Regions from separate parts of the Homo sapiens genome. Here all the other regions are linked to region 6. The links are chromatin loops, found by intact Hi-C in ENCODE. Cell type or tissue: heart right ventricle. All regions are shown on one strand. Region 1 overlaps PLEKHG1 (pleckstrin homology and RhoGEF domain containing G1). Region 2 overlaps PLEKHG1 (pleckstrin homology and RhoGEF domain containing G1). Region 3 holds the start of PLEKHG1 (pleckstrin homology and RhoGEF domain containing G1). Region 4 has its middle 62 kb from the start of PLEKHG1. Region 5 overlaps PLEKHG1 (pleckstrin homology and RhoGEF domain containing G1). Region 6 has its middle 50 kb from the start of IYD.

Region 1 (4,000 bases), 320 kb before region 6:
TAGGGAATAGGGGTGGAGACATAGAAGAAGGGAGAGAGGAACAGTAGGAGATACATTGGTCTGAAGCCCTAAATAAAGAATGCATTTAAAACATTTTATGAGGTTATTTAGTAGAGACAGTAATGTTCATCTCAGCAGGTAAGCACCACCAAAATCTTTCTTACTTTCTTCCTTATTTATTTATTTTTTGAGATGGAGTCTTGCTCCGTTGCCCAGGCTGGAGTGCAGTGATGCAATCTCAGCTTACTGCAACCTCCACCTCCCGGGCTCAAGTGATTCTCCTGCCTCAGCCTCCTGAGTAGCTGGGACTACAGGCATGCACCACCACTTCCGGCTAATTTTTTTTTTGGATTTTTAGTAGAGACAGGGTTTCACCATGCTGGTCAGGCTGGTCTTGAACTCCTGACCTCAAATGACCTGCCTGCCTTGGCTGTCCCAAAGTGCTGGGATTACAGGCATGAGCCGCCACACCCAGCCTCTTCCTTTTTATTTTTAGTGAGGGTGGTGGGGGATACACCATCACTAAATGATAGGTTTTACAATGAGAATGGCTTTGTTATACATAATGCATGCCAGAAACTGCAGGTTGTTTACAAAAATTGTTTCCTACCTTCTTTGGACACACGGCTAGACTGCACCTCCCATCCTCCCTTATAGGATGTAGCCAGGTAACAAGATTCTCATTGGGAGTTTGAGAAAAGGGATGTGCATCAGTTCTGTCTGTCTCAGAAACCTTCCCCGTATGTATCTCCATGTCTCCTTGCCCGTCTAGTTGACTGGGATGGCAACCTCAGAAGCCATGTCCTGAAGACAGCAAGGCCTCCTCAGCCTGGGTCCTTGAATGACTGCATGGAGGAGTGCTGCTCCTCCTCACCTGAACACTTGCAAAGGATGGTTACAGGACAAAGAAAGAAACTTGGGTGAAGTCACTAGATTTGGAGATCTGTATGTTACTGATATAGTTTGGATCTGTGTCCCCGCCCAAACCTCATATTGAAATGTAATTCCCCGTGTTGGAGGTGGGGCCTGGTGGGAGGTGACTGGATCATGGGGGCGGATTTCTCAGGACAGTGAGTGAGCTCTCGTAAGATCTGGTTGAGTGTGCGGGCCCTCCCTGCGCTCTTTTTTTTTTTTTTTTTTTTTTTTTTTTGAGATGGAGTCTCACTCTATTGCCTAGGCTGGAGTGCAATGGCGCTATCTTGGCTCATTGCAACCTCTGCCTCCCAGGTTCAACTGATTCTCCCGCCTCAGTCTCCCCAGTAGCTGGGATTACAGGTGCACACCACCACACTCGGCTAATTTTTGTACTTTTAGTAGAGACAGGGTTTCACCATGTTGGCCAGGCTGGTCTTGAACTCCTGACATCGTGATCCGCCCACCTCGGCCTCCCCGAGTGCTGGATTCCAGGCGTGAGCCACTGCACCTGGCCACCACGTTCTCTCCTGACATGTGTCATGCCTACTCCCTGTTCGCCTTCTGCCATGGTTGGAGGCTTCCTGAGACCTCATCAGAAGCAGATGCTACTGTGCTTCCTGTAAAGCCTGCAGAACCATCAGCCAAATACATTTCTTTTCTTCATAAATTACCCAGTCTCAGGTATTTCTTTATAGCAACACAAGAATGGCCTAATATAGTTACTGTGGCTTAGCCTATCCTTAATGAAACACTATGTGTTCCAGATATTTAAAGCTGTCATTTTCAACCAGGGACAATTTTGTCCTCCAGGGGGCACTTGGCAATGGCTAGAGACATTTTTGGTCGTCACAAGTGGGGACGGTGGTGGTTCTATTAGCTTCTAATGGATAGAAGTCAGCCTTGCTGCTAAACGTTCCTACAACGTACACAACTCTCCCTCATAGCCAAGAACTATGCAGTCCAGAACGTCTATGGTACTGCTGGTGCCTGCTCTAGAGAGATTAAGAAGAGGGCTGAACTTTGAACCTTCTGTTATAGTCAAAGGGGAGGTATGCAGTGAAAGCAGTGGGTTTCGGAGAAAGGCCTGCTTTTCAGTTCCAGCTCAACCACTAGCCAACTATGTGACCTGGGGGATAAGTCACTTTGTCCTCTGTACATTCAATATTCTCATGCTAAAATAGGAATTAAACTAGTACCCACATGATGGGACAGTGAGTGAGCAAATTAAGTGCCTAGTGCCTGATACATGGTAAGTGCTCAAATATTAATTGCTGCTAATGTTATTTTTTAGTGTTTTTGTATTATTGAGGCGTCTATCTAGAAAATTTAGAAATGGTAGCTGAATAGTATGTTTATAGCTGCGGGAATCTATTGAGGTGATGGGGATGGTTACAAAACTTAAGATGTCACAAGACACTCATTGCCTACATTTTGACTCAAGATCTAGCCATAAAAGTTTGGAGCAAATAACCCAACCTGACATCAGTCACAAAGTACACATGAACTCTTGTGTTCAGCCGACAGCTACTTTTGCAGAGCAACTCTGCAAATCTCAACTCATTTTGCTCTCACCGAATGCTGCCCACCTTGAACTGTTTTCATTGGTCATTAGCAATCAATCAGCAGGTATTTATATCACATTCAAAATGGGCAAACCCATTAGAAATGAAAAGAAGTGAAAGATCAGTTCTCCCTGCCCTCCTTCCCAGATCAGGTTGCAGTATGAAGATATGAACACTCAAAATCACTCACTGTTGCCACCTTCTAGGTTTGTGCTGCTGTTGTTGAGGTGGTGAAAGACGAGAGTAAGGTTAAGGTAAGGTGGGGAATAAGGGGTCATAATAACAACAACAATAACACAGAGATATGGAAATATGTAGTCAAAGTGAGATTTTTGAGAGATTATGTAAAATGATTAGATGTACTATTTAAGGAGTGACTCCGAAATAAGCAGAAAACTAACACGTTTGTCTCCAAATTATCATAGATATTAAATGGTTTTAAGAAAGATCTCATTCACCCGTTACGATAAAATCCCTTGGAGGAAAAAAATAGACACATTCACATAAAAGTGCTCAAATGCCTCATAAAAAAGTACATTAAATGATGCCAAGTACCACAGTGTAAGTTCCTTATTAAATCCACCCACATAACGAGCCTTCATTTAAAACAATCCCTACCAACTCCTACGCTTGAGCATGGAACACATTTTTCTCCCTCGGTATTTAAAAAACGTTAGTCTAAGTGAACCTTGTAAGAAGTGTCCAATAAATGTTATTTAAATTGGAGGGAAAATATGGAGAGAAGATATCTGTTAAGTAAAAAGACAATAAAATCTGCGACAATTCCCCTCTTCTCAACAGCCTTCTTTCTTGGTGCAAAACCTGCCTCTTTTAGTCCAGCATCCTAAGCAGGTAAGGCTGGGCCAGGGAATGCCTATGCACAACCATTCCACTATGGCTAAGGAAAAAGAGTAAGATGCACACTGCCCTTTCCATACCAAACAATTTTGTCTCTCTAGCAGGATCAATGGGAAGACAGGCTTAATCAGAAACCACCTCCACACTTGACAGTACTGTCCTCAAGGGAGGGGTGCCCCCAGGACAAAAGCCAACTCAGATTCCATTTCATCCAAGTCACAGACATCTCACAGGGCTAAGAGCTAAGTGTCCAGGCAGAGTATGTGCTGAAATCACTGCACAAGCTCTCTGGGCCTGAATCCTGGATTTCCTTCTTTCATTCTGCACAAATTTTGGAGAAGGTTTGCTTCCCCAGCATAAGACAGTTTTCAATTAATTGGATATCACCAGTACAAAGAGAAGCCTCTTCTAGGCTATGGCAGTGGGGAGAATAGCTTTCAATGTGTTTCAGGGCACTAAGTGTGTGAAAAACACCCTTCTCTCTTTTATCTTCCCTGACACTGTCTGTACGATCACTCAATAAACAAAGAGTCCACATAGACTAACGAACACAGAGCTTGGGGTTGGTGATCACCATTCTAATCCTTGTTTAGCTACAGTTTTGAATAATGCTGAATGCTTCCCATAAAGATATGCTTATGCTTCTGCTGTTTAAATTTTGAACA
Region 2 (4,000 bases), 400 kb before region 6:
TCTCTACTAAAAATACAAAGATTAGCCAGGCATGGTGGCGGGTGCCTGTAATCCCAGCTAACAGGGAGGCTGAGGCAGGAGAATCGCTTGAACCCAGGAAGCGGAGGTTGCAGTGAGCCGAGATTGAGCCACTGCACTCTAGCCTGGGCGACAGAGCAAGACTCCGTCTCAAAAAAAAAAAAAAAAAAAAATGCAGATTCTTGCCACCCAACCCTGATCTACTGACTCAAAAGCTCAAGGCACGGAGCCTGGTATCTTTATCACCAGCCCTCACCATGACACTATGGCCTTGTAACTATTTTGAGTTAATTGCAAAATGGCTGCTGGAAGTTTCCTCTCATTGTTGTCTTTCCTCCTGCAGAATGCTGTGATTATCATGAGCTAAGTCTCTCTGTTTCCCCAACTCCCTGCACCTCCCATCTCTTCTGTGTGCCCCAGAATCTCCCAGAGTGAGACGGCCCTGAAGGACAATGTCTGTGATCCCAGCTCAGGCACTTCACTAGGTGGGTGCTCTCCGAGCTCAACTGGACAGTGGGATCAGGGAGCCTCTCTTTCAGAATGGTCATTAGGATTCAATGATCAGCTCAACTGGTGAGTTCCACCCACTCTCCTAGGGCAGGGGTCCCCAACCCCCGAGCCACAGACTAGTACTAGTTCGTAGCCTGTTAGGAACTGGGCCGCACAGCAGGAGGTGAGTGGTGGGCAAGCGAGAGAAGCTTCGTCTGGATTTACAGTGGCTCCTCATGGCTCGCATTACAGCCTGAGCTCTGCCTCCTATCAGATCAGTGGCAGCATTAGATACTCATAGGAGTGTGAACCCTACTGTGAATTATGCATGCGAGGGATCTAGGTTGCAGCACTCCTTGTGAGAATCTAATGCCTGATGATCTGAAGTGGAGCTGAGGCAGTGATGCTAGCACTGAGGAGCAGATTAACGTTAGCAGAGAGGTTTGACTGCACAGAGACCATAATAAATCAATTGCTTGCAGATTCATATCAAAACCCTGTCAGTGAGTGTCAAGGAGCAATTAAGCTGCATCTGGTGGCAGGCTTTATCGTGGCAAGTGAGTTGATGTACTTCAATTGTACAGCTGCATCTGGTGGCCTTAAAAGTATGTTTGAGGCCGGGCGTGGTATCTCACGCCTATGATCTCAGCACTTTGAGAGGCTGAGGCGGGCAGATCACGAGGTCAGGAGTTCAAGACCAGCCTGACCAACACGGTGAAACCGTCTCTACTAAAAATACAAAAATTAGCTGTGCGTGGTGGTGTGTGCCTGACATCCCAGCTACTCAGGAGGCTGAGGCAGGAGAATTGCTTGAACCTGGGAAGGCAGAGGTTGCAGCACCACTGCACTCCAGCCTAGGCAACAGAATGAGACTCCATCTCAAAAAAAAAAAAAAAAAAAAAAAAAAAAAAAGTATGTTTGAGACAACTTCAAACCTCCTTACATTCTGGATTAAAGTCCAGGCGAATATCCTGAGATTGCCACAAAAGCACAAAAGCCTGCTTCCATTTCCAACATCCTATCTTTGTGAAGCAGGGTTTTCTGCAGTGACAGTGACCAAAATAAGATGAGAGCAGACTGGACATAAGCAACACACTTGGGGTGTCGCTGTCTCCCATCACCCCCAGATGGGACTGTCTAGTTGCTCAGGGCTAGAACAAGCTCAGGGCTCCCACTGATTCCACATTATGGTGAGCTGTAGAACGATTTCATTATATATTACCATGTAGTAATAGAAATAAAGTGCACAATAAACGTAATGTGCTTTCATCATCCCAAAAGCCTCCCCCTGCCTCCATCCGTGGAAAAATTATCTTCCACAAAACCAATCCCTGGTGCCCAAAAGGTTGAAGACCACTGTCCTAGGGGATTGTAGCCTTTCTTGCCTCTTTAAAGTTATTTTCATTTTTTAAGGGTAGTATAATTTAACCTACAAAACACTATGCTAAAAATAACTTTTAAAATAATTTTACTCTATTTTGCTACCATCTGTGATATCCCAGTACAAATATTTCGGCTAAGTGGCGATCACGTTTAGTGAAAAAGTGTGGGGCTTGGGGGAGCCTCAACACAGTCACCTTAGAGAAAACAAATGCTTCAATTTTTGTAACCTGATAGCTATCTCTCTCATACATTCAGAGTTTGAGATTATGAGTTGAAATTACTTGCAAACACAAATGTTAGCTCAGTCTCTCTCTGGGAAGTGCAATTACAGAAACATACTAATATATAAAATGCAAAATACCTTCACCTTTATTTTCAATTAATTTGGAGAAGAGTTAAATTTATTTACCACATATACTAATGGGCAATATGGCTATTTCCAAGAAGTTCCCTGGTATCTGTAAAGCTGACTTCAAGAATTTTTTTTTGTCTGGACATTTAATTTTTAAAGTACTGTTTCCAGGATTTCCACTAGGTGTCAGCCAAGGACCATCATTGAATTAAAAGAACGGAAGGCAGCTGGGAGGCTGTAACTAATGAGTTTCCCACAGCTGTGTTGACATTATTAGACTGGTGATACATTTCTTGATGTTTAAAATTTCCCACTATGCATTCATTTCACAGAAATAATAGAAATACATTTTGAAAACTTTAGGAAAATAAGAAATAATCTCGAGGAAAGATGTGGAAAGTTCACTTTAATGATAATCCTGCTTAAATAGAAAATTATGATTACATTATAGTGAATAAAGTATATTAGACAAGCGTGTTTGAGGCTGGGTGTGGTGGCTTGTGCCTGTAATCCTAGCACTTTGGGAGAGGCTGAGGCAGGTGGATCACTTGAGGCCGGGAGTTCGAGACCAGCCTGGCCAACATGGTGAAACCTCATCTCTACTAAAAATACAAAAATTAGCCAGGTGTGGTGGTGTGCGCCTGTAGTCCCAGCTACTCGGGTGGCTGAGGCACAAGAATACTTGAACCCAGAAGGTGGAGGTGGCAGTGTGCTTTTTCTTGTATGGAGATTGCACCACTGCACTCCAGCCTGGGTGACAGAGTGAGACGCTGTTTCAAAACAAAACAAAACAAAAAAAGGTGTTTTTATTGCCAGTGGGAATAATGTGGTTAGGATGCTCTTTGGAGCCAGATAGACCAATCCAGGCTTGGTCATGTACTAGTTATATAAACTTGGGCAGTTTATTTAATGTCTCTCAGCCTCTGTTTTTATTTTTTCTAGAATGGGAAGAATAAGAACTACCTCATAACATATTTTGGTGAGGGTGAAATAAGAATATAAAGTACTCAGCACAGTGTGTATGCTCAATAAGTTGTAACTGAAAAGATGTTTTTAGATAGAAAGGATCGACAACTTGGGGAGAAAGTACGATGTTATATTGACTATATTAACCATTTGAATACTTAAAGGGAACTTCCTGAGGCACACACGCCTAGCGTGGGAGAAAGACAGGTATGTAAGGGGGTCTCATTTTGTAACTGCCTTTCAGAATCTTGTTAGCAATTTTGATTTTCCCAGCAGACAGGTAAACAATGGGTGGGGCCCATCAAAGATACTCTGCCATTGCTCAGAAGGGCATTCTAAGGCACCAGGCCAGCAACAAAATGACTAATCATAAAGAAAATGCAGTCCCCTCTCTGCATGAGCTCCCTTTCATCTCATAACACCCTGACGAAATGAAAACTCATGCTTAGGTCCAAGTCCACACCTATGCACATTCATTTCCTGAGGACCAAATCATTGCTGGCAGTCCTGAGAACAAGCTTCAAATGCTTGTCAAAATATACAGAGAACAAAACAGACTGTCCCCTTTCTCAGAAATCTCAGCCCTTATTTTCCACCCAGTTCAATTTTCATGATCATCATCCCATTGTCTGCTCCACCTCACTCCTCCCAGCCCCAACTTGGACTGTTTCACCATCCATGTGAATAATCCACCCACCACCCTAGTTCCTTGACCACTTTCTAATGACCTTTTCCTCCACTCCAGAGCAGCAGCACAGAATCAGAGCCACCTCCAGAACCTGATCACACTCA
Region 3 (4,000 bases), 180 kb before region 6:
TTTTTTGTATTTTTAGTAGAGACGGGGTTTCACCGTGTTAGCCAGGATGGTCTCGATCTATAATTTTTTCTTAAAGACTGAACCATTACATTTAATTAAAAATATGTCTCCATGCAACCAACATTTCTTAGGCAGTGCAGTTCAAGAGGGGCAGGGGAGAGAGAAGAGAACCTTGGTTAAATCACAGTTCTGACAGTCCAGAGCTATGTATAAACTTCTGCAAAATCATACACTCCTGGGACTTGGTTTATCAACAACAATCATCTTCAAAGCACACCATATGTGCCAAACACTGATACGAATCATTTCATTTAATCCTTGGCATAACTTGAGACAAGGGCGGAGAAGAAAGGAGGAAAGGTGTGAAAATGAGGAAAGGTGAGAAAACCGAGAGACACCAACTATGATTTTTACTTTTCCTGGTTATGAAATAATCCATATCTAAGTAATTTCCTTAAAGAAGTGAAGGTCTCAAAGCTACAGAGACGTAGATGTGAGCATCACACAAGTAGGCTAATTCTAGATCACTGGATCTTAACCAGACTTCCTAAATCTTTAAGATGTAGGGCTGGACTAGGTCATCCAAGAGCCCTTCTGGGTTTAATATTCCAGGGACCTAATCATGCTGCAGGAGGATTAAAAGATGACAACTGCTTGAAAGACCAACCACCAGCAATGAAAGGAGTGGAGAGGAAAAGAAATCTGCAAAAAAGTGAACGGCCGCCATTAAGATAATAGCTTCAGGAATTGCTTTTGGTTGACGAAGGGCTCAAGAGATTTAGTGCTACTCAAGCATTTCCCATATTTATGGGACAGACTATGAACCATTCGATCTTAATTAAATCACTGAAAAATCATATCCGCAAAGGGGGAACACAACATAGGACTGGTTATTCTTGGTTTTGAAAAATTATGTTGCCACTTCCTATTGTTTTAAAAATGATCATTTAACTTCTTTGAACTACAGCCTGAATCCCCCACTGAAATATTTAAGCCTGTATTCGGTGACAGTCACCTATATTAAAGGCATTGAAGGAAGCTGGTGCCCCTAATTCAGGGTGCCCATTTAGAGTAGGGGAAGCAGGAAAATGCCACCAAGGACGAGCAGAATCGGGGCAGTTATCTGGCATCTGATTGCCAGGTAACTGTTTCTCACTTTGCTTTGCCCTTTAGCAGAGGACTTGGGGGGCTGCTACACAAGGATGGGGAAGGTCGTGCAGCCATTGCTGTTGACTGTGGACTGCTACTGATGACCTATTTGAGGATGAAGCCAGGGAGGTGGGAGCACTCTGAAGAAAAAAGTTTCTTTAGTCAGGTGGTTTGGTGGCTTAGAATTGGGACCTCAAATGAGACAAAAAGTCAAGTCAGGAATTGGGAAGCCAGACTCAAAATGCTGAGAGAGTCAAACATCAACCCGTTACTTTTCTCTCTGTCTTAAATATTGTAGACCAAATTACAGGGGGTAGGGGTTTGGGAGGGGGATGAGGAATGAGCAGGAGGCCGTAGAAGCTATCTGGTTCGTGTGCACTGCTTTATAAGGGAGGCAGCCAAGACGACCAGAGGCAAGTATCTTGCCCAGGGTCCCACAGGGCAAAATTAAAGTTCGAAAATTTTCTGATCTCCTGAAATGATGGGCTTGGAAATGTTTTTAACAGCAATTTAATCAAAATCCAAAATCTCTACATTTTTTAGAAGTATGCTGTCTACAGAATCTGAGAATCCAGAAGATGCCGGTTTTAACACCTGGTTGTTATTGTACCGCATTACAGGACCTACCCAAGCCCGGAATTCTGTTAGATGACAAACTGGACCCTAGAGTTAACATTCTAGTCTTTCCCCCGGTCTAAATACAAAACACAATATAGTTCTGTATCCAATCTGTTCAAAACTCCTAAACCAACTCTCAGTCTGAGATGGTCCTCGCGGGGTGATACCTGCCCCAAACACCCACACTCGGTGATTTCGAAAATACGTGCAGTAGCCTCGGCCACCTGCGGGTGGTACAAAGGGCGCCTTGAGGACCAGAGCTGGATGAAACGCCGGCTTACAAACCCCGCTCCGCCAGCACATTCAAGTCAAGGATCCAGCTCATTGTTTCCGAGGAGCGGAATGAATTGACCAGCCGAGCGCCGTTCTCCCAGTTAGAGCGTTCCCAAGCTTCCGGCTTCGGAACGGGGCTCACCGCGAGGACACAAAAGGGGCGAGCTCGGGCATCACTGCGGTTCCCCGCCGCCCGCCGAGGCCAGAACGCTCGCAGAGTCGCGGCCGCCCAGGTGTTACCGTTTACCCCGTGACGGAAGAGCCACAGGCTCTTGACTCCCCACCCCCTGAAAAGCGCATCTGCAGAACGGGGGCGCCCCCAAGCCCTGAGCGCCGCAGCAGCTCGGCCGCCGCCCCCACCGCGCGTCCCCGGGTCCTCGGGCTCCCGGCTTCGCTGCTGGGGAGCTGACCCAGCTGACTGGCTGTGGGGTCCCGTTCTGGGGCTGTCCTGCTGAGTCGGGGGTGGGGAAGCGGTGGCTACAACTCCCGGGTGCTCGCAGAAACTCCTCTGCGCGCTGATGTTGCAGCCGCTGGGGCGAGGGGCGGGAGCACCGGGAACTTGGGGGCGCGGAACCCCAAGCGGGGCGGCGGCGGGCAGCATCCCCGACCCGACTCCGACCCCCGAGACGCGGCGCCCCCCAGCGCCCTCCGTCCCCACCGCGCGGTGCCCCCGGCGCCCTCTGTCCCCACCGCTCGGCGCCCCCCAAGGCCCTCCGTCCCCACTGCGGAGGGGCGCGCAGGGGGCCGGCGGGGCCCGGGTACCACGCTCCGCCCGGCCCCACCTGCGGATGTGGGGCTCCCGCCGGAGGTCCCCGGGTCCCCCCTCCCATCCCTGGAAAAGTCCCCAGGGCGTCCGGGCCCGACCGGCGCTTACCCGGGGAGGGACGGCTTCGCATGCCCGGGCGGCGCTCGCAGGTCGGGCGGGGAGGGTGCGGGCTGCGCTGCGCCGGCTCGGGCTGCCGGAGCGCCCTGCAGCCGCCGTCGGGCTCGGGCTCGGGCTCAGGCTCGGGCTCCGACTTCCTCTTCCTCGGGCTCGGCCCCACTGCTCGGCCGCGCCCCGGCCCGCCCCTCCCCGCGCCCAGACGCCAGCTTCGGCGGCCGGAGCAGTGGATCGCTCGTCCCGCCTCCCCTCTGCCCTGAGGGTGAAAAAGGTGGAGAGGAGGGGGGCGAAGAGAAAGAGAAATTAGGCACTTGGCCTTGTCTCTGGAGCCTTGCCAAAGAGAACAGTCAAATTACAGCTTCGGGGGGAATAAAGTTTTTTTTTTTTTTAATTCTGCTACTGTTTTCGCAGACACATCACTTTTTTTCATTTTCCTAGCTCTTCAGGTTTAGCTTTCCTTTGGACGTAATAATTTCCTATGTGAGTCCTTTAAAATAATACCCAAAATCATGGTTTTAGTGAACATTCTAGTTTTACATAGAAGCTTTGCCGGTAATCAAGTGAAAAGAGGGGGAAGCCCGGTGTTCTTCAGGCGTCATTACCCTAATCACCTCGGTTAAAGCACCAAACGACCTTTGCCTAGAGAAAGTAAAAGTGGAAACGGAGGTAAAGAATAACCGGTGACAGCCAGAGAGATGTTTAAAGGCACCGGCTCTGCAGTAAAGTTATGACTCCAATCAAAGGTGCCTGCAGCGACAGTTAAAGGCATGTGAAGTCATTTCTTAACACTAATCTCCCGCCAAAGTCGGACGTATCAGGGTCGCCTGTGGACCCCCTTAGGTTTGGTGGTGGATTTGATTGCACTCTTAGTTGTTAACAGACCTTCAGCCTTACCACTTGCTAGCTGTGTGGCCTTGAGAGAACGCTTTAACCTCTCTGTGTTCTGTCTGTTTCCTCATCTGTAAAATGGAGATGATGATGATGATGATGATGATAGTGCCTACCTCATAGAGTTGCTGTATGTGATTTAAATAAGAGAATGTGCGTGAAGGGCTTAGGAGACTGTCTGGCACATGCTCT
Region 4 (4,000 bases), 120 kb before region 6:
GTCTAAAGTGGACCCACGCCCTTTGCCTCGGTTCTTTCCCTTTCTATTTTATAAGATTTTCCCCTTCTATTTCCTTTTCTGTACCTTTAATCTTGCATTATCCACTCATTCCTTTTCATGAAAAAGCTTTTGTCCATTCATCTCCCTGTGCAAAATAACGTGGAACTTGAGTAGGCAGTCCCTCTCAATGATTGACATGGCAGAGTGCTGACCTCAGGAAGCTCAGGCACTGAAAGGAAAGATGAGGTATGAGTAAGTGTTGCATGAACATGAGAGATGCAATCAGTGTGACTTGAGTTCAGGGAAGAAGGCATTCATCACCAGAGAGGTGGTAAAAAGGTTTCATGGAGGGCCTGGGCTAGAAGGCTAGGTCTGGGAGGATTGCTGAAGGCAGAAATTGGAAAGGGGGCACCAGCCAAGGGGAATAGCATAAGAAAAGGCATGGAGGCAGGAAAGCCTAGAGAGTATCTGGCAAAGGGGATTTTCCAGTTTTGAGGGGCACATGGAACATCTGGGGACTAGTAGAGGATAAGGTATATGGCAGAGGATTGTGAATGCCATCCTAGTGTAATGTCTTGTAGGTAATGGGTAGCAAAGTGACATCGTGAGAATGTGAATTAGGGAGGTTATTCTGGTGGCAAAGTTCAGGATGAACCAGAGTGTGGTGACGTGAAGGCCAGAAGAACAGTTGAGAGGCTGTTTCTAAAGTCCAGAACTGCTGGGCTCCTGTCCAGTCCTTGGATGATAGCAGCAGAAATGGAAGAAAACAATTGTTTGACATATTGGAGGTGAACATTGCTATTGTCTTGAGTAAAGGAGAAAGGAACATCAAAGTTATCTTTGAGCCTGAGCTCAGGTACTGAGAAAATGAAAAATGAGAAAAGGAGAAATGGGAAGCAATGGGGAAGACTCAGAAGCCTGAGAGGGGTAGGACATGAGTTCAGTTCTCACTGAGTCGATGTTTCAAGGTCAGTGGGACATTCAGAAGAGGCTGGATCCAGCCAGTGCATTGACATCTGGCTGAAGGCTCTGGAAAACAGAGTTGGAGATAAATAGTTGAGAGCATTTTGCCTGTGGGTGAAAGCTCTTTGGAAGTGCAGAGCTCTGGCTGGGGTGCTGGCTCATGCCTGTAATCCCAGCACTTTGGAAGGCCAAGGTGGGAGGATTGTGTGAGGCTAGGAGCACAAGACCAGATGGGGCAACATCGGGAGACCCCATCTCTACAAAAAAATTTTTTAAAAAAGTAGCCAGGCATGGTGGTACATGCCTGTGCTCCCAACTACTCAGGAGATTGAGGTCTGAGGTTGGAGGATTGCTTGAATGTGGAAGGTTTCAGGCTGCAGTGAGCAGTGATCATGCTACTGCACTCCAGCCTGGGTGACAGAGTGAGATTTGTCTCCAAAAAAAAAAGGAAAAGGAAAAGAAAAAGAATGTGCTCAGTGAATAGGGGCAATGATACTGAGCAGAAACCAATTATATTGACCTCTTTAACCCAACCCTATTTTGGCTTGTGATAGGTGCTCAAAACATATTGAAGAAATGAATGAATTATGAGATGCTCAATATGTTTGCTAAATGAATAAAACAACAAATGAAAAAATGACAGATGGATAAATTTATGGAACCCTGTATAGACAAATGAAAACAGAATAGGACTGAGAGCTCACTATTAGAAGTATCATGTGAAATGTATTTTTACAAAAGTTCATGAAGAACTTGAAAACATCTTTGTTAGACAAGTAGCTGGAGGCTGTGCTGCAAGCATGCTTCCTTGCATAGAGTAGCCAATGTGCCCTCTCTCTGCTCTGTGGGGATTTCTGGGACATTGCAGAGGTTTTCTGGCTTCTGAACCTCTGTTTCCTGGCTGCAGCTGGGTTCTGGGCCATCTTTTGTTTCATTCAGTTTCACATCAGAAGATCCTCTTGGATGTTGGCTCTCAGCTGGGAAATGGAAACTATTTGTGCTGTCATGAAGGAAGCTTTCTGCATCTGGCAGGGTCTCAGGGCTGGAACCAGCATAAAGAGAAAATTAGGAAATAATCAAGCAGGCTGTGGTCTTCGTGTGTTTTATTGTTAGTATTCCAGTTACTGGGAGGATGTCTAAAGCTCTTCCCGGTTTACTGTCTTGAAAATTAAAAGAAAAAGACTAGCAACACTCCATACAGCTCAAACTCATCAGCATAAGTGTCCCAGCAAGAAGGGCCATAAGAATCTGTGAATAAAGCAAGATGGCCTGGATGATCAATGCAGGCTGGCAGGATGGTTTTCCATTTGCTCACTGCTTGGCTGGCACAGGCTTGCAGCAACAGAACAAAGCCTATTTTGTGCTTCCCAGAGCACCCTGCTGTACTTTCGAGGGTTTTTCTTTTCCCCAGACGCCTGCTTTAGGGACCTTTAGCCCTTTCCTTCAAATTAGGCCACTGTTTAGCTGGCATTTGGCATAACAAGGGCCGATGTCTATTTGATACTTATAACTTTTGCATGTCCAGTGGGGAGGCAGAAACCCATGAGGTATACTTTAAGGATAGAGAGCACTCCCTCCACAACCAAGAGTCCCACCCAAAGGCTAACATATCTGAAATCCTCCCAGAAAATTTTTATAAAGCAGAGGTTGTTGATCCCACTGCTCCTGCTCTAGGGTCCCTTCTCTATCACCTCCAGTGAGTGGCGACCCCATATGGCCTGAAGACCTTCAAGGACAGGATGCCACCCCAGGAGGCAGCCTGCTGCATGAATCAACAATGCTCGCTCCTTATTTCAGAAAGTTCCAGCGATGACTGAATTAAAATCCACCTCCCTGGGTTGCATCTAATACTTCTTCCACATAACAGTTTTTTAAATATTTGAAGAGAACTAGTGTGTCACCATTTGCCAAACTAAATATCTTCAGCTGTTTCTCATTGGTCAAGATTACTAGCACAGATTAAAGCAGATATTGTCCTCCCGCTCTTCCTCCCTCCCACTTGCTCCTCTTTGAATTCCCACAAGTATTTCTGCATCTACATGCGCCAGAAACTGTGTTAGACATCATTTCCCTCCATCATATAACATGTACACTTTAAAGGGAAGTACAGAACTAACACATAAGCTGTGTGAGGTCATGAAAGAGCCCATACTTCGGAGTTATGTAGATTTAAAGGATCTCAATTCCAGTCTCAGTGTGTCTTTCCTTTGATTTGATTTGCTTAAAGTTTTTTCTTTATTTGTAGTTATTATGGGTACATAATAGTTGTCCATATTTATGGGGTACATGTGATATTTTGATACAAGCATACAATATGTAATGATATGTCCTTCCTTTTAGCTGTAGGATCCTTTCAAGTTTTTTTTTGTTGTTTTTTTGTTTTTTTGTTTTGAGACTGAGTCTCGCTCTTGTCACCCAAGCTGGAGTGCAGTGGCACAATCTCGGCTCACTGCAACCTCCACCTCCCAGGTTCAAGGGATTCTCCTGCCTCGGCCTCCTGAGTAGCTGGGATTACAGGCGTCTGCCACCATGTCTGGCTAATTTTTGTATTTTTAGTAGAGACGGGGTTTCACCGCGTTGGCCAGGATGGTCTCGATTTCCTGACCTCGTGATCTGCCTGCCTCGGCCTCCCAAAGTGCAGGGATTACAGGCATGAGCCACCACGCCTGGCCCCCTTCAAGTTTTTTTAACCAGGATGAACATCAATTTCCTTATTCATAATATGAAGGCAATAATCTATCTCTTTAGAGAGAATATGTGCAAATTGCCTGGCACATCACCTGGACTGAGGGGGAACTCAATCATGGAATGATTTGGCCCATTAAACCACACCCTTATGTCAAATAAGAGCATGGAATAGTCTTGATCATCAAAATGTACCAGCTACAAATCCACCATCTGTGAGCTTGTTCAGCATGCCATCTGTGTTTTCATTCATGTTACTGATAAAAGTGTTGACCAGGATGTGACCCAGTGCCCCTTTCCAAGGACACTACTCTCTTGCACCTTTATTTTGTTAATAAGTATTTTTTGGTCA
Region 5 (4,000 bases), 270 kb before region 6:
TACTATTTTGCAGTGAATACTTATCAGGCTATTTTCAAAAGAGTTTCTTGGCTGGACTCTTCTTGAATATAGCCAGCCTGAAAAGTATGGCTGGAAACCACTGTCCAAACAAAACAGATGATAACATTTGTTTTTTATACCTCTTAAAAGTAGATTAGCTATAGATCAGAGCATGCCGCTGCCTAAAAAAATGTCTGGTATATATTTGCTTTCAATACATATTTGTTGAAATGCAAGAACACTCGTGTTTACTCCCTAGGAGACTCTCAGGGCGTGGGGTCAGATGAGAGCATGGAGGGGCAGCAGGCCAGCTCTGAGAGCCCCTGGGAGTCTATGACTTCTATGCTCAGACTTGCTTCCTCAGCTGGCACTGTGTTCCTCCCATGGGTCCATCGTCGGCAAGACCAAAGAGCTCCCTTCTAGTAAGTACCATTAAGGAGTCCAAGGTCCAGACAGAAGAGAACGAGGTCAGGTATTTCCAAAGTATTTCATTCTAATGAAAATTTATTTCAGAAAAAGGCCATAATAACCCTTTGAACTAAGTTAACAAGAAAGCTATATTTTTGTCACTAGTTCTATTGTTGCCTCAAAACGATAGTAACAAAACAGAAAATAAAAAGAATTACTGAGAAAACCCAGAAATTAAGTACTCTCCACATCTCCCATTCCAGACATAATAAAGTGATGCAATTTAGACTAAAATTTGCCAAAAGCCAGTATACCTTTTTCATCCTACTAGGCAAACACAAATACCACAGAACAAGAATTCCATCTTAAAGTAAAAGCTCTGGAAAAAAAGAAGGTAGTAATAATCTTTTACTATGTGACTACTGAAGGTATTACGTGACTACTGAAGTCTTTGATTAGGAAAGGAAAATAGACCTCCCACAAGTAAAATTAGTCACAATTTATGATAACCTGAGGAAAAAAACAGATTCTGGATTTGTCAATTCCATTTGAAGGTGGAGAAAAGCTTATAAGCTCATGATCACCCTCTGAACCCTTTACAAAGGGCCACACAATCACATCAAGGTGTCAAACATACCCTGAATTGCAATTCCATCTTGGCTCGGTCGGATAAGAAGTTTTGACTCAGCCCTTTGAGGAGAGCTTCGATTCCTCCATCCTCTGACCAAAGCCCCCACCATAGCTGCTGGCAGCATGCTCCCCAGGTCGCCGTGGTCCTGCCTTGGTGGGTGGGGGGCCCGGTCAGGCTGTCACCGCAGGAGAATCATGTCCTCCTTGCAGGTGCTACACCCAAGGCTGACAGGTCCGGGCAGTTCCTCCCGCCCTCATCTCCCGCCCACATTCTCATCCTTCTTGCGTTATCAGACCTCCCTCGGGAGGCCCAGGGAAAGAAAGCTTGGGAGGTGAGACAAGAGAAAAACAGACAACAGGAAACATAAAAATGAAGAATAGGAATAAAGTCAATCAACAGAAGAGAAAGGCCAATATCATAAAAGCACAGTCTCCTTTATATGAGTGATCATTCTCGATGCTTCATTTTTTACTTAAAGTCTAATTTTTCAACAAGCAAAAATGACCACGTGTGGGAGGGCTGAGGCGGGGCATGTACCTGCATACCTATTTCTCTTTTCTCAGACTATTTTCCTTGCTAAATTGGAAGAGCTTTCAGGCATTGTTTTTCCAAAGAGAACCATCTTCTACATAAACAGAATTTGTTTACAATATAAGAAAAGTATTTCTAATGTTTGGAGTGTTCACAGAATTATACTGGCATTTGAGAATGACGAAAGTTGGTTAAGAGATTTAATAAAAATCCGAATCAAGTAAACTCTCAAAGACTTTTAAAAGATGAATCGAATCCAATGACCTAATTAGCTCTCCTGTGGAGCCCAGGTAGAGGTGCCTCATCCTGACCAGCTGGTGCCTGAGCTGAGCTCATACACAACACTGCTCCCGTGTGCCCCCTACTGGTCAGGTGCCAGGTGCACACTGGGCAGTGACCAATGACTGCATTGAAACAGGGGGAGGAGCAAGTAGCTCTAGAAAGTTCTAGAATCCCTTGGCCATCTCTGTATGCTATAGTCATTCAGCCTAGGTGGTAGAAGTTGAGATTGAATTGGCTGTAGGCAGCCTGAGAGGTTTTGGTATCATTTACTGTTGTTATGACTTTTACGGGTTACACAGATGGAATGATCCATGCCTGATTTCACTCTTTTTTCCCCCCTTCCCTAGTTACATCTTATTTAATTTAATAAGATCAAGATAGTTTCTGCAGGAGGTAGGCAAATTCCCCGTATCACCTAAAACTGATCACATTTAAATAAAACTACAATTTACCAAAGAAAGAGTATTCTGAGGATACACACCTTACATATTCATTTTGTTGACATTTACCTTATTATTTTGACCTTTCCAAAATTCAGAAAACCTTTAGTATCACTGTGGTCAGAGAGAAAGTCGAAATGCAGGATGGGATTTTAAAATGGTAGAAGAGTAGGAAGCTATTGGCTCTATTCTCTCCACACCCCAATCTCAGGGCGGGATTCCTGCAGCACCATCTCAGAGGGGCAGCCCTTGATGAGAGACACATGTCCTGGGCCTCCTTGTTGGGTGCCTCTCCTTCCTCACTGGAGTGGGATTCCTCTTTTCCACGGGAAGCTCCTTCTGCCACAGAGGGCTGAGCTGGGCTCAGATGGGTTCAGCGGATTGCTGCTCAGGGGCAAAGCCACCTACTCTCTAGGGAAAAGGGCAAAGAGGCCTTCAAAATCTCTGTTCCTGTCACACCCAGAGTCAATAAAACAGGCTGAAGCTGTCTTCTGCTGGGGCCACGCCCTGTGGGAGTGGGGTGGCATCAGGGAAGAGAGCAGGGGAGCCCAGTGCTCAAGTGTGGGGTTTGGTCCTGTCTTGGAAGAGGGGGTTAAGGAGAGATCTTGAAGAACGGCCCAGTGTCACTCATTGGAGACAGGATCAGGAGGTGGGAACACAGCTGTGCATTCACCTGGAACCATCTCTTTGGAACTTCGTGTTCCACTGCAGGAAACTGCAAGGGCTGAGAATTAGGAGTGGTAGGGAGTTGAAGAGAGCCTCTATCAAGAGAAGCAGAAGCAACTTTGACCCCATCCTTAGGGTGAAGTGGCAGAGAAAACGCAGCGATGCTGAAAGCACACACGTGCTTCCTTAACCGGACCTGCTGCGGGTGAACCACGCCTTTCCCGGAGATGCAAAGGGAAGCAGCTCAACAGCAAGCCCATGAAGTCATTTCCCCCCATCCCAAACCTGTCTTATTGTAAGATACACCCCAACCCCCCGCCATGAAAAGGGACACACTGAGAAAAGAAACACATCTAAAGGACTCGGTATGAAGGCTATTAAAAATCTACTAACACCCTCCTAGTGGTGCTCTTCTTGGAGGCCTCGATCATTACTGCTGCCACAGATCCAAAAATCCTCATCCCCCATGGGCCAATCAGAAGTCCAAGGGGAGACACAGGGTTGGCCAGAACCATTTCGGAAGCACAGCAAACTGCCCAAATTCAGACACTGAAACCCCTGCACAGCTGCTGCCATCAGCCACCAGACAGCATATGGAGGTATGTGAGAAAGTAGGCAGATGGAGCCAGTTGAAATTTCAAATACTAGTCCCCAAGCCGCACCTGGATTTCCCACGTAGGAGAACCTCCTTTGTGCATTCGTCATTCCCGAAACAGCCAATCACAGTACTTCTCGCACTTTGTTGCGATGATTTACTTGCTACAGTTTGTCTCACGCAACTATCTATCCCCAAGCCTCAGGGGGCACTTAATGGGATGGAGATTCCCAGGACTTGCTCTGAAATGGCTGTTCTATGAGGTCTAAGATAGTGCCAGGGAGCCTGCATTTTCTAACGCTTTCCACATTTGCTTACATTGTCAGCCTGGATCTAAGGATAATATGAAGATGCCAATTTACTAGCCTGAGGGCTTCTTGAAGTCATGGACCACAGCCTTCTTTGTGCCCAGCATAGCGTATGTACCCAGCACATAGACTGTTGGGT
Region 6 (4,000 bases):
CTGAATGAATGTATGGAGCAGGGCTCTCTCTCTGTTGAATGGTGATGAGAGTGAGAAATAAACCTTCATTGTACAAAGCCACTGAAATGGTTTTTTGTTACTGCAGCAAGTATTACTTGCTGCTACTAATGCCAAGTATAAATCATATTTAAATCTTTGCCATCCTGGGATTCAATTTAATTATACAAAACTAAATTCATGTCTACTTTAATATTCATGTTTTCTCATAGAAGATACCATTTTTTAAATAATAGGAGCGCCAAGCCCCAGAACATAGCTCTAAGGTGAAAATGTATAATGTCATAACTTATTACATGACATCTGGGTCAAGAGAATAGAGAAGACGGTGGGGTTTAAAAATAAAAAGTAAATAAGGGTTATAAAAAATGCAATACTATATAAAAATTGATCCAATGTATTCAAAAATTAAAGACTCTCTATCTCTTAATAAATACCAAAGTACCACAAGATTCTTTATATACACCAAGGACTAGGCAAGTAGAAAAAACAAACAAACAACTTTAACCTTATAATTCTAGAATGAAGGATCATCTCCAGAGTCCTCAGTAGGGCGCTTATAAACAGCTCCTAAAATCTTGTCAGCACAATCAAGGGCTGTTTCTCAATCTCTTTGTATAAAAAACTAGATTCTGTATTAGTCTGTTCTCAGGCTGCTAATAAAGACATACCCAAGGCTGCGTAATTTATAAAGGAAAGAAGTTTAATTGACTCACAGTTCCATGTGGCTGGGGAGGCCTCACAATCATGGCAGAGGACGAAGAGGAACCAAGACACATCTTACATGGAGGCAGGCAAGAGAGCGTGTGGAGGGGAACTGCCCTTCATAAAACCATCAGATCTCATAAGACTTACTCACTATCACAAGAATAGCACGGAAAAGGCCCACCCTCCCAATTCAATTACCTCCTAGGGGGTCCCTCCCACTGCATGTGGGAATTATGGGAGCTACAATTCAAGGTGAGATTTGGGTGGGGACACAGCCAAACCATATCAGACTTTATTCATTTTGGTTCTTCCTTTGAGGAAACTGAGTCCCATAAGGAAATGGAGGAAAACATGGCCAGCAGTGCCAACTCTCACCCCATTCACTTCCCGCCCTCAAGGGTGTGCTGCCCTTTCCTTAGCACCACCCACTCCAGGGCCGTCACCATCGCAGTGGGGGCTCTCCGTGTTTCCTGAGATCTCAAACCCAAGCGTTTCTTGGGGCAGCAGCGGGGGGCCTCGCCATGGAACTCCCGGCTCCCACGAGGGCTTCCGTGCCTGCTGGCTCTTCCGGCTTTGAGCGTCCGCACGAGAAGCCCCCTGCTGGCCACATTCATGGCGTGGGGACCTCGGGCTAAATAAATTTCATTTCTCTCTTCTCCCTCCTAAGTGTCTTCCACTATTTTCCTTTGTTGGCTCTGGACTTGTTCTAAATGCAGCCCTACTAAACTTTCGGGGGGCCTGAGTGTTTCTGGCATTAAGGGGTGCAGTGGGGCGGGGGGTGCAGAGGGGCTGGGGCTGCGCTGGGAGATGGCGTTGTGTTAAGTGAACGTGGACACAGTGGTATTTACAGCCTCACTAACGTGCCTTGTCTTGCTGCCCTAGCCTCTGACTGTGAATAAAACACTTCTCCTATTTTTTTTTTTAAGACAAATGACAAATAAAGCTGGGTGAAGAAAGTAATCATTTACTTTGTGTCTTCGGACATGACATTTCTTTCCTAACATCTTTCGGAAAGCTGGAGTTCCCTAATGCCCTGCTAAAGAAAATGATTGACATCTTTCAGAGGGCTAGGAAATTTATGCGCTGGAAAACAATTTCCAGGACGTTGGAGATGAGTAATTTCCCTCTCTATCACTATGTGTACAAAAGAAAAGGGACCCAGGGCGCTGATGTAACTGTATGAAAAATAAATGTGTGGCAAAGGAATAGTAAAAATACTTGAACTGAAAACAAAGAGAAGTAATCATTTTTTATAGTTTGGCTGTAGTCACTGAACAATTGATTTAGATGACTAAGTCTAACACATCTGTATTTACACGATCTGGAAGACATAAATTACTAACACGTAGAAAAATTTTGGAGAGGGGAAGTAAACTACAGCTTAAGTATCTGATGAAGTAATCTAGCAAGACTCACTTTTTCATTTCTGCTGAAGTCTTGATTACATCTAGCATGACTGTGCCATCTAGTGGTTTCACAGTAACTGCCTCGAGTTGGAGGATACAGTTCGGAAAATTGCTTTGAATATCCCATGAACTCTTGGGTAGGTGCAAAAGTAATTGCTGGTTTTGCCATTAAAACAGCAATTTCTTTTGCACAAAAATGGCCCAATAAGAAAGAGATTGAAAGAGTATTTCCACGGCACCCACACGCAGCTAGTTCTGAATTACTTAAGCCAATCATGGCATGAAAGCTCATGAACTTCACACAAATGCCTCAATTCAAACCACTGATTTCATCATCTAAAAGCATCTACTCGGTGTCAAAATGCGTATTGTGGCTGTATATCAAAGACACCATCAGGGTCTGTGGGCTTTGTCACTGTCCCCAGATGTTTATCTGCTGAGGAGAGGAGATGCAGGCTTCTCTTTCCTCTGTTTACAAGGTGCTAAGAGATACTGAGAATATCTGTAGCAACTAATAAGATCACAGAAGAACCCCCAAACTCAATAGCCATCCATCAACCAACCAAAGGCTGATGTTATTCACACAATAACGTTGACTTCCCCATATTTCTTGCTCTGAAATTTTGGGGATCTTTGATCATTTTAGCTTTAAAGTTGGAGCCCAGCCACACCAGCTTGTGATCTCTCTTCCTCTACCTGGAATCCCCTGCTCTCTCATCTGCGTTCTGGAGGCCACCAGTGCCCACCTAAGGTTGTTCCCAGCTCGCAAGTATCCCCAGTTCTGTGCAGTTCCCTGCTGAGCCACTCACATTCTCAACTGCGGGGACCTCAATGGCAATCACAGTACGAGAGCCACAAGAAACTCAGGGAAGAAAAATTAGAAAACAGCCTCCAGATCTCCAGGGAAGGAATAGTCATAGTTTATGTTACAAGTTGTTTTGAATAACTGCACACTTCATGTAGATCTATAAAAACGTCAATGTACAGAGTGGTAAAACAGCTAGGCTAAGAGGGGAGCAAGGCGGGGCCAGAACCCTCTATAACCTTTGGAAATGTTAGAGAAATGGAAAAGTGCCATAATTTTTTAAACATAATTCTACTTATTCCAAATCATTGACACGATTTTGAGATATAATTTACATTACATAAAATTCACCATTGAAAAGAGTGCAGCCGAGTGGTTTTTAGTATATTCGCAAAGCTGTGTAACCATCACCTCAAACTGATTTTAGAACATTTTCATTACTCCTAAAATAAACCCATATCCACAGCAATCACTCCCAATGCTCCCTTCCTGCTCCAGCCCTTGGAAATCACAAATGTACTTTCTATCTCTATGGATTTGCCTATTCTGGACATCTTACACAAATGGAATCATACAATATGTGGCCTTTGGTGTCTGACTTCTTTCACTCAGCATGTTTTCAAAGCTTGTCCATCTTGTAGCATCACAGTACTTTCTTTCTTTTTATGGCTGAATGATATTCTGTTGTATGGGTATACCAAACTTTACACATTCATTAATTGATGGACACGTGTTGTTTCTACTTTTACTATTATAAATAATCCCACTATGAACATTCTTACACAAGTTTTTTTATACATAATTTTTTTTCAGTTTTTGTACATGAATATTTTCAAATGCTCTTGGGTATGTATATCTAGGAGTGGAATTTCTGGTTTACATGGTAATTCCATGTTGAGAATTCTATGTGACAATTCTTTAACTCTGAAAAACTGTCCAGTTGTTTTCAGCAGCATCTGCACCATTTTACATTCCCACCAGCAATGTATGAGGGCTCTAATTTCTCTATATTCTTGCCAACACTTGTTATTTTCTGTGTTTAAAAAATATATTACCATTATAG

The links. Peaks named below come from ENCODE experiments on the same cell type or tissue, not always from the same donor. Only the 100,000 strongest peaks of a DNase experiment are listed, where the experiment ranks them.
Region 1: a loop joins it to region 6, with 4 times the contacts of the local background. A loop is called at or near these places in 32 of 110 quality-filtered maps.
Region 2: a loop joins it to region 6, with 15 times the contacts of the local background. A loop is called at or near these places in 108 of 110 quality-filtered maps.
Region 3: it touches region 6 in a loop (14-fold over the local background); 57 of 110 quality-filtered maps call a loop at or near these places.
Region 4: a loop joins it to region 6, with 3 times the contacts of the local background. A loop is called at or near these places in 6 of 110 quality-filtered maps.
Region 5: it touches region 6 in a loop (4-fold over the local background); 18 of 110 quality-filtered maps call a loop at or near these places.

What each region holds. Positions count from the first base shown.
Region 1 is chr6:150,739,715-150,743,714 of GRCh38, reverse strand. The region is part of intron 3 of PLEKHG1 (pleckstrin homology and RhoGEF domain containing G1); the gene reads right to left. LOC124901430 (a long non-coding RNA gene) reads left to right here. Exons shown (of 3, transcript XR_007059811.1): 3 at 773-4,000. Among named protein-coding and RNA genes, the nearest start is that of MTHFD1L, 120 kb to the left of the region's middle. RefSeq lists enhancers at 722-1,222, 1,223-1,723. In heart right ventricle, a CTCF peak has its summit at 1,727 (motif pointing right); no DNase peak of the experiment used is centred here.
Region 2 is chr6:150,813,746-150,817,745 of GRCh38, reverse strand. The region is part of intron 11 of PLEKHG1 (pleckstrin homology and RhoGEF domain containing G1); the gene reads right to left. Among named protein-coding and RNA genes, the nearest start is that of MTHFD1L, 50 kb to the left of the region's middle. RefSeq lists an enhancer at 3,897-4,000. In heart right ventricle, a CTCF peak has its summit at 2,418 (motif pointing right); no DNase peak of the experiment used is centred here; H3K27ac peaks cover 2,514 bases.
Region 3 is chr6:150,598,932-150,602,931 of GRCh38, reverse strand. PLEKHG1 (pleckstrin homology and RhoGEF domain containing G1) reads right to left here and starts at 3,047. Exons shown (of 17, transcript NM_001029884.3): 1 at 2,915-3,047. RefSeq lists silencers at 2,370-2,539, 2,750-3,229, 3,025-3,319, 3,500-3,559. In heart right ventricle, a CTCF peak has its summit at 2,007; DNase peaks (open chromatin) are centred at 2,211 and 3,071; H3K4me3 peaks cover 2,957 bases; H3K27ac peaks cover 2,925 bases; H3K27me3 peaks cover 2,485 bases.
Region 4 is chr6:150,535,990-150,539,989 of GRCh38, reverse strand. No RefSeq gene overlaps it. Among named protein-coding and RNA genes, the nearest start is that of PLEKHG1, 62 kb to the left of the region's middle. In heart right ventricle, no CTCF peak of the experiment used is centred here; a DNase peak (open chromatin) is centred at 1,889; H3K27ac peaks cover 2,598 bases.
Region 5 is chr6:150,684,036-150,688,035 of GRCh38, reverse strand. The region is part of intron 2 of PLEKHG1 (pleckstrin homology and RhoGEF domain containing G1); the gene reads right to left. Among named protein-coding and RNA genes, the nearest start is that of PLEKHG1, 86 kb to the right of the region's middle. In heart right ventricle, CTCF peaks have their summits at 1,752 and 1,954 (motif pointing left); DNase peaks (open chromatin) are centred at 375 and 3,153; H3K4me3 peaks cover 2,261 bases; H3K27ac peaks cover 4,000 bases.
Region 6 is chr6:150,416,535-150,420,534 of GRCh38, reverse strand. No RefSeq gene overlaps it. Among named protein-coding and RNA genes, the nearest start is that of IYD, 50 kb to the right of the region's middle. RefSeq lists enhancers at 568-1,134, 1,148-1,442, 1,135-1,703. In heart right ventricle, CTCF peaks have their summits at 1,325 (motif pointing left) and 2,193 (motif pointing left); a DNase peak (open chromatin) is centred at 1,324; H3K4me3 peaks cover 1,455 bases; H3K27ac peaks cover 2,386 bases.